Regions from separate parts of the Homo sapiens genome. Here region 1 is linked to region 2. A link is a loop called in an ENCODE intact Hi-C map of the cell type or tissue named here. Cell type or tissue: transverse colon. All regions are shown on one strand. Links, peaks and the distances in the headings refer to the core of each region. The heading gives the core; the rest is flanking DNA. Region 1 overlaps LINC01521 (long intergenic non-protein coding RNA 1521). Region 2 has its middle 10 kb from the start of DUSP18.

Region 1 (4,380 bases), core at 1-4,000, 690 kb after region 2:
GCACATGCCTGTAATCTCAGCTACTAGAGAGGCTGAGGCAGGAGAATCGCTTGAACCTGGGAGGCGGAGGTTGCCGTGAGCCGAGATCGTGCCATTGCACTACAGCCTGGGCAACAAGAGCGAAACTCCGTCTCAAAAAAAAAAAAAATACAAAATTAGCCGGGCGTGGTGGCACATGCCTATAATCCGAGCTACTGGGGAGGCTGAGGCAGGAGAATCACTTGAACCCGGGAGGCGGAGTTGCGGTGAGCCGAGATCGCGCCATTGCACTCTAGCCTGGGCAACAAGAGCAAAACTGTTTCAAAAAAAAAAAAAAGAAGAAGAAAGAAAAGAAAAAGAGGTTTGCTCTGAGTGTCCAGTGTATACACACATCGTTTCTCCATAGTAGGTACAGATATTCCTATTCAACCATTGGAACTGGGGAAGGTGAGTGACCTGCCCAAGGCCACACAGATAGTGATGGAGCCAGGATTCAAACTGGTTAACTGCCCCTTTCTCACCAGTGGCTTCTGAAACCTGTCACCCGTCCATGGCTCCACTTGAACCAGGAACTGACTCTCTGTCTGCTATGCTTAGAAAACAAGGTGCCATGACTGGCCCCATTCCAGCGGATTCACCCGGTGAAGGTGGGTTCAGAAGGTGGTGCTCTGAGGAAAACAGGGAACGTGCATCAGCCCTGTTTTGCAGATAGGAAGCCTGAGGTTCAAGGAGCCAGAGTGGTCCAGGATCCCACCTTGGGGAAGTGGCCAGAGACAGTCCAGACGCCGTTCTGATCCCACCTGGGAGCTTTTTTCCAAATGTCGCCTTGGCAGTGTGATTGTGGGGGTGGGAGTAACCTCTCTACTTCATCCATTACTCTCAGTCTTGCCCATCTCTCAGGCTCCTAGGAATCCATTATGTAACTTAAGGCATGCTTGCAGAACATGTCTTTTTTTTTTTTTTTTAGGTAACATTCAACTGACATAAAATTAACAATTTTAAAATGTATCATTCACTAGCACCTAGTACATTCACAATGTTGTGCAACCAGCACGTCTGTCCAGTTGCAAAACATTTTTATCACCCCAAAAGAAAACTCCGTACACGTTAAGAAGTCACTTTCCATTCCCTTCTCCCTTCATCCCCTGGCAACCACCAATCTGCATTCTGTCTCTATGGATTTACCTATTCTGGATATTTTTTTTATTTATTTATTTTTTGAGACGAAGTCTCTGTCACCCAGGCTGGAGTGCAGTGGCGCGATCTTGGCTCACTGCAATCTCTACCTCCTGGGTTCAAGCGGTTCTCTTGCCTCAGTCTTCCAAGTAGCTGGGATTACAGGCGCATGCCACCGTGCCCGGCTAATTGTTGTATTTTTAGTAGAGATGGGGTTTCGCCATGTTGGCCAGACTGGTCTCGAACTCCTGACCTCAGGTGATTTGTCCACCTCAGCCTCCCAAGGTGCTGGGATTACAGACGTAAGCCACCATGCCCAGCCTGGATATTTTATTTAGTTGGAATTATACAATACTGTATGTGACCTTTTGAGTCTGGCTTGTTTCACTTAACGTAATGTTTTCAAGGTTCATTCATGTTGTAGCATGTATAAATACTTTGTTCCTTTTTATGACTGGCTGAATGATACACCATTGTATGGATATACTACCTTTATCCATTCATCCATTGGTGGCCTTTTGGTTATTATGGATAGTGCAACTATGAACATTTGTGCACAAGTATGTATTTGAGTGCCTATCTTCAGTTCTCTTGGGTGTATACCTAGGAGTGGAATTGCTGGGTCATATGATGGTTCTATGTATAACTTACTGAGGAACCACCAAACTCTTCCACAGTGACTGTACCATTTTGCATTCCTACCACACATGTTTTTATAAATAATTTTAGTGCTGGTCAAACCTCTCATTTTATGAATGAGCATGCTGAGGCCCAGAGAGGTTAAGTAACTTGCCCAGGGTCACACCCTTAGTCAGGATCCAGACTAAAACCAAACTTTCCTGAGTTCCTAGACTTTCAAACACTAAGAGCCTCCCATGTCACCTTTAAAGACCTCGACTACTTGCCCGAGTTTTCATTAATTGACTTAGAAACCTGCCTGGTGAACAACTGAGTTAGCCGTATTTATGAAGCTTTTTTTCTCTCAACATCTATTGAAAGAACCCACCGCCATGTTCCGGATTTCTAGGCCACACCTTGAAAACATGCAGAGCTCACAATCCCTGCATCTGCCTCCTGCTGCTGGCCTGTCGGGCCCTCTTCTGTTGCCATGGAAACCATGCACCTCAGTTTTGGCAGCAGACCAGCTGGACAGCGAACTGAGAATATCCTTGTCTCCTAGGCTAAGCAGAGCTGTCAAGGTCATGTATTCATTAACTAGATTTGTATTTATTGATCACCTACTAAGCACCAGGCTTTTGTTTTGTAAGATGCTAGGGATACAGCAGTGAACAAGCCAGACCACAGATCCTGCCCTCAAGGAACCCGTAGTCTAGAGGAGACAGACAAAAACCAAGGAACAAAAAAGGCTTTACCTGGCTCCTCTCCCTAGTTCACATTCTCCCAACCTTCCAGGCTGTGCTAAAATCCACTTCCCCTGGACCATCCCCGGAAGAGCCCAAATGCAGGTGATAGCTCCTCTCAGGATTTACATTGCATTTTTTGTTGTTACTCCCTGATTGTAAAAGTGCTATGTGCATTGTGGAAAATGTAGGAGATACACAAAAGCACAAAGAAGAAAAATTAAATAAAGATCTGTAATTTCACCACCAAGAGTCGAGCGCTGCCAACATTTCCTTCTGGTCTTTTTCTACATATGTGTATTTCTCTTTAAAAAAAAAAAAAATTATTGGCCGGGCGCAGTGGCTCATGCCTGTAATCCCAGCACTTTGGGAGGCTGAGGCGGGCAGATCACGAGGTCAGGAGATCGAGACCATCCTAACACAGTGAAACCCTGTCTCTACTAAAAAAAAAATTAGCGGGGCATGGTTGCGGGCATCTGTAGTCCCAGCTACTCAGGAGGCTGAGGCAGGAGAATGGCTTGAACCCTGGAGGCAGACATTGTAGTGACCTGAGATCATGCTACTGCACTCCAGCCTAGGCAACAAGAGCGAGACTCCATCTCAAAAACAACAACAACAACAAAAATAATAATAATGACAGGGCACAGTGGCTTATGCCTGTAATCCCAGCACTTTGGGAGGCTGAGGTGGGTGGATCCCAAGGTCAGGAGTTGGAGACCAGCCTGACCAACATGGTGAAACCCTGTCTCTACTAAATATACAAAAATTAGCCAGGCGTGGTGGCATGCACCTGTAATCCCAGCTACTCGGGAGGCTGAGGCAAGAGAATCACTTGAACCTGGGAGGTGGAGGTTGCAGTGAGAGGAGATTGTGCCACTGCACTCCAGCCTGGGCAACAGAGCGAGACACCGTCTCAAAATAATAATAATAATAACAACTTTGTTAAGCACTATCTGTGCCAGCCATAGTGCTGAGAGCACTCCTTGGTTTACCCTCTGGAATCCTCACAACAACCCTATGAGGCACTTACTCTGATGATTCCCATTTTACTGGTGTGGAAACTGAGGAATGAGCAGATAGGGAAGGGAGAGGAAGGCCCAAAGCATGCTGAATAGCAGGTACCTCTGCCTGCTCCAGGGGCTTTCAGCACAAATCCAGGCTGCCAGGCTTTATTGAGGACCTGATGGGAGGAGGAGATGGAGGGAAACACAGGAATGAGGCACCCTAGTTTCTGCCCCACTCGCCTTTAGCCTTTATCAGTCTTTCTTAGAAGGCATGTGAAGCCAACCGACTTTCTTTGCTCACTTCAATGCTGGGCTGTTCAACTTCTTAATAACAATAGCAACAAGACCATTCCTTGAACAATCATGGCACTTCAAGCATGAATGGAGTTGTTTTGGAGCCAGACAGACACAAGTTCAAGTTCAAGGTCTGCCCTTGCTGATAGTTTGGCTTTGGGTGAACAGTGCCAGAGGTTCATTTAACCCCCATAGCCTCTCTCTGAGGGTAGGATCATTGTCCCTGCCTTTTGTTTTTTCAGAGACAGGGTCTCTGTCACCCAGGTTGGCATGTACTGTCACCATCATAGCTCACTGCAGTCTGGAATGCTTTGGACTCAAGTGATCCTCCCGCCTCCACCTCCAGAATAGCTGGGACTCTGGGTTATGCCACCACGCCCAGATCATTTTTACAAATGTTTGTAGAGATGGAGTCTCACTATGTTGCCCAGGCTGGTTTCAAACTCCTGGCCTCAAGCAGTCCTCATGCCTCACCCTCCCATAGGGCTGGAATTACAGATGTGAGCCACTACACCCAGCCATTGCCCCCTGTTTATAGGTGAGCCAACTGGAAAGTTAGTTGGTTC
Region 2 (4,388 bases), core at 280-4,279:
CCTTTTTTTTTTTCTTCCAGGAAAAGTAATTACAAATGTTTTGCCAAGGGCACGTCTAGCATGTCTCCCAGAAATGGGCCTGCCTTAGTATCCCTTCCATACCCAGGAACTAGCTAGAAGGAGCCTCAAGGAATCTGGTTTCAGCATAAACATGATGATGGATTTCAGTGTCACAGCTGGGAGCCCATAGTCAATTCTGCTTTCTGTAAATAGAGGTCTGTGGGGTGCCTTCTTATGCACGGATGGCATTGTGATTCCCATTTAACAGAGTAAGCAAAATTTCAGAAAAATTCCAGGGTCTGCCTGAAGTCAAAGCCAAGAGGTGGAAGAGTCAGGATGAGAATCCACACCTCTTAACATTCCTCCCAAGCTCCTTCTTAGGTGATATTGGGTCACGATCCAGAGGTGGAAAGTAATGGATTCTTAGGACTTTTTTTTTTCTTATTTTCATTCATTTATTGAGGCACCACTGCACTGCATCCTGGGCAAAAGGGTCTCACTCTGTTGCTGAGGACGCAGTGCAGTGGTGCCATCATAGTTGACTGCAGCCTCAACCTCCTTGGGCTCAAGCGATCCTCCCACCTCAGCTTCCCAAGTAGCTGGGACTACAGGTGTGCACCACCATGCTGGGCTTTTTTTTTTTAAACTTTTTGTAGAGAAGGAGTCTCACTATGTTGCCCAGGCTGATCGCAAATTCCCAGGCTCAAGTGATCCTCCTGCCTCAGCCACCCAAAGGGCTGGGATTACAGGCATGAGCCACTGCACTTGGACTCTAAGGGCATTTGGATTTAACATCCCAGGATAGGAAAGCAGGGCTGTGTGCTTCAAGGTCAAGAGCTACCTGCCCCTGGGATTTGTAATTAGATCGCCATCTCAACAGAGATCATTCCGAGAAATCCTCAGGGCCAACAGCATGTCCCTGTTTATCTGACAGGGCATTATAAACTTCACAGAAACTTCTCAAACCAAATTTAATTGACTTTGGAAAGAAAGTGATTCCTCACTTTTGGAGTGAGAAAGTTAAAGGTTCATGTAATCAAAAAGAGGCCTAGAATCCCTGTTCTAAGCCAGGCTGGTAGGCTATGGGACCACTTCTTTCTCCCCTACTATAGGACTGCATTCAAACCTCAACATGACCTTCTTCCTAGGTTGTCTGAGTAAAAGGCTGCTCTACTCTGAGTCCAAAAGAACAGTGTGAACTGTTTGGGAAAAGGACGTGGACCCTCTCAAAAGCCCTCAACCTTAACCTCTCCCACTTAGGATATGAACTCCTGGTCTCATCATGTCCAATTCTGAATATTTAAAAAGAGAGTTAAAAAGGAGGAATGGCTTGGCCCAGTGGCTCATGCCTGTAATCACAGCACTTTCGGAGGCTGAGGAGGAAGGATCACTTGAGCCCAGGAGTTCGAGACCAGCCTGGTCAACATAGTGAAACCCCATCTCTATTTTGTATAAAAATATAAAGTAATTAAAACTTAAAAAAGGAGGAATGAAAATTATGTTTACTCAACTATGAAAAAAATGCTCAGGAGGAAGGAACTAGATCACAATACTAATATGTTGACTTGGTTACAACGATGGGGATATTGTGGCTGGACCATATTTGTTTTCCTTTTTCTACGAATAAGCATGTAAGATAAATTTCTGGGCTGGGTGCAGTGGCTCACACCTGTAATCCCAGCACTTTGGGAGGCCGAGGTGGGTGGATCACCTGAGGTCAGGAGTTTGAGACCAGCCTGGCCAACACGGTGAAACCCTGTCTCTACTAAAAACACACACACACACACACACACACACACACAAATTAGCCGGGCGTGGGGGCGGGCACCTGTAATCCCAGCTACTTGGGAGGCTGAGGCAGGAGAATTGCTTGAACCCAGGAGGCGGAGGTTGCAGTAAGCCGAGATCACACCATTGCACTTTAGCCTGGGTGACAGAGCAAGACTCTGTCTCAAAAAAAAAAAAAATTCTGGCCGGGTGTAGTGGGTCGCGCCTATAATCCCAGCACTTTGGGAAGCAAAGACAGGTAGATCACTTGAGCCCAGGAATTTGAGACCAGCCTGGGAAATATGGTGAGACGCTGTCTCTAAAAAAATTTTTTAAAGATTTAAAAAATAGGCCAGGCGCGGTGGCTCATGCCTGTAATCCCAGTACTTTGGGAGGCCGAGTCAGGTGGATCACGAGGTCAGGAGATCGAGACAATCCTGGCTAACACGGTGAAACCCCATCTCTACTAAAAGTACAAAAAATTAGCCGGGTGTGGTGGCGGGCACCTGTAGTCCCAGCTACTCGGGAGGCTGAGGCAGGAGAATGACGTGAACTCGGGAGGCGGAGCTTGCAGTGAGCCAAGATCACGCCACTGCACTCCAGCCTGGGCAACAGTGCAAGACTCTGTCTCAAAAATAATAATAATAATAATAATAATAATAATAATAATAATAATAATAATGATTAGCTGGATATGGTGTTGAGTACCTCTAGGTTCCAGTTACTCAGGAGGCTAAGGTAAGAGGATCATTGGAGGCTGGGAGTTTGAGGCTGCAGTGGGCGGTGATCACACCACAGTATCTAGCCTGGGCAACAGAATAAGACCATTTCAAAATAAATTTTTTTTTTTAGTTAAAAAAAACTGAATCTCTCGGGGTTCTAGTTCTAAGTAAGATAGAGTAAGCAGTCTGTCTCTCCCACTGGCTGCAACTAAAAGCCCTGGAAATAATGGATCTGAGGACTCTGAAAAAGAAATATTAACAAGGCTGGGTGCGGTTGCTCATGCCTATAATCCCAGAACTTTGGGAGGCTGAGGCAGGAGGATCACTTGAGGCCAGGAGTTTGAGACCAGCCTGGGCAACACAATGAGACTCTGTCTCTAGAAAAAAAAAAATTTTTTTTTTTTGGGGGTAGCAGCAGTAACAGTGGTGGCCAGAAAAGCACCTAAAACTCTGACAAAGCGGAATCCTTTCATCTGTCCAAAGCATCTGCAATCTGAAAAGTAGAAGAGGGGAATCTCCGTTGCCTTTTTTCTCTCTTCATCCTGTCACCTGGCCCAAGAGTACACCCGCCATGGAGGGTGCGTAACAAGCAGGGAGACTAAAGGACCCAATTTCTAGCTAAAGGGTCAGGAAAATGAGGGGTCTTGAAAGCTGGAGAATGTGGACAGGAGAGAGCTTGTGAAATAGATCCCATAAAGTTGCACATGAATTTGTAGGTTCACATGCATGGACCTGACCCTAAGCAGTATTCCAGTGAATGAGAACTGAACTATTAGGCAGAACACCCAGGTTTCAGACTGCTCACTGGGGGGCATAAGCTTAGGACTGTTCTGATTTACATGGCAAAGGCTTTGAAACTGAACTGATCGGCTGGGCGCGGTGGCTCACGCCTGTAATCCCAGCACTTTGGGAGGCTGAGGCGGGTGGATCACGAGATCAGGAGATCGAGACCATCCTGGCTAACATGGCGAAACCGCATCTCTACTAGGCATGGTGGCGGGTCCCTGTAGTCCCAGCTATTCGGGAGGCTGAGGCAGGAGAATGGCGTGAACCTGGGAGGCGGAGTTTGCAGTGAGCTGGGATTGCGCCATTGCACTCCAGCCTAGGCGACACAGCGAGACTCCATCTCAAAAAAAAAAAAAAAAAAAAAAAGAAGAAACTGAACTGATACTGGAACTACAATAGCCCACAGGAGACAGATGAGGATCGAACCGAAGAGGGTCAACTGCCTCCTAAAACAAAAACCTGACATTTTCCGTGGGATTTAAACAAGACCTATTCAAAATGCCTAGGATACAATCAAAATTACACACAAAGAACAAGGAAAGTCTGGACCCTGAGATGACCCAGATGTTGGAATTATCAGAAAAAGACTCTTTTTTTCTCTCTTTTTTTTGAGATGGAGTTTCACTCTTATTGCCCAGGCTCGAGTTCAATAGCATGATCTTGGCTCACTGCAACCTCCGCCTCCTGGGTTCAAGCGATTCTTCCGCCTCAGCCTCCCGGGTAGCTGTGATTACAGGCGCCCGCCACCACATCCAGCTAATTTTTTGTATTTTTAGAGACGGGGTTTCAACATGTTGGCCAGGGTGGTCTCGAACTCCTGACCTCAGGTGATCCACCAGCCTCAACCTCCCAAAGTGCAGGGATTACAGGCTAAATAAGAATTTTAGAACTAAGAAAATATAAGAATCAAGATTTGGAAATGATGTTTCTGACCTATTCCCTGGAAAATGTGAATGTTACTTTATATGACAAAGGAGACTGCAGATGTAACTTATGCAGATGTAACTGATTTTATTTTTATGTTAGTGGGCTCATTCTAATCACATGAGTCTTTTAAAGCAGAGTGATTCTCTCTGGCTGGACTTAGATGTAACAGAAGGAAAAGTTAGAAGT

Evidence for each region. Peaks named below come from ENCODE experiments on the same cell type or tissue, not always from the same donor. Only the 100,000 strongest peaks of a DNase experiment are listed, where the experiment ranks them.
Region 1: a loop joins it to region 2, with 14 times the contacts of the local background. A loop is called at or near these places in 2 of 110 quality-filtered maps.

What each region holds. Positions count from the first base shown.
Region 1 is chr22:31,348,383-31,352,762 of GRCh38, forward strand. LINC01521 (long intergenic non-protein coding RNA 1521) reads left to right here. Exons shown (of 1, transcript NR_120386.1): 1 at 1-2,773. Among named protein-coding and RNA genes, the nearest start is that of LINC01521, 3.8 kb to the left of the region's middle. In transverse colon, for the core only: no CTCF peak of the experiment used is centred there; a DNase peak (open chromatin) is centred at 2,275.
Region 2 is chr22:30,655,506-30,659,893 of GRCh38, forward strand. It overlaps a transcript of SLC35E4 not described here and a transcript of DUSP18 not described here. Among named protein-coding and RNA genes, the nearest start is that of DUSP18, 10 kb to the right of the region's middle. In transverse colon, for the core only: no CTCF peak of the experiment used is centred there; no DNase peak of the experiment used is centred there.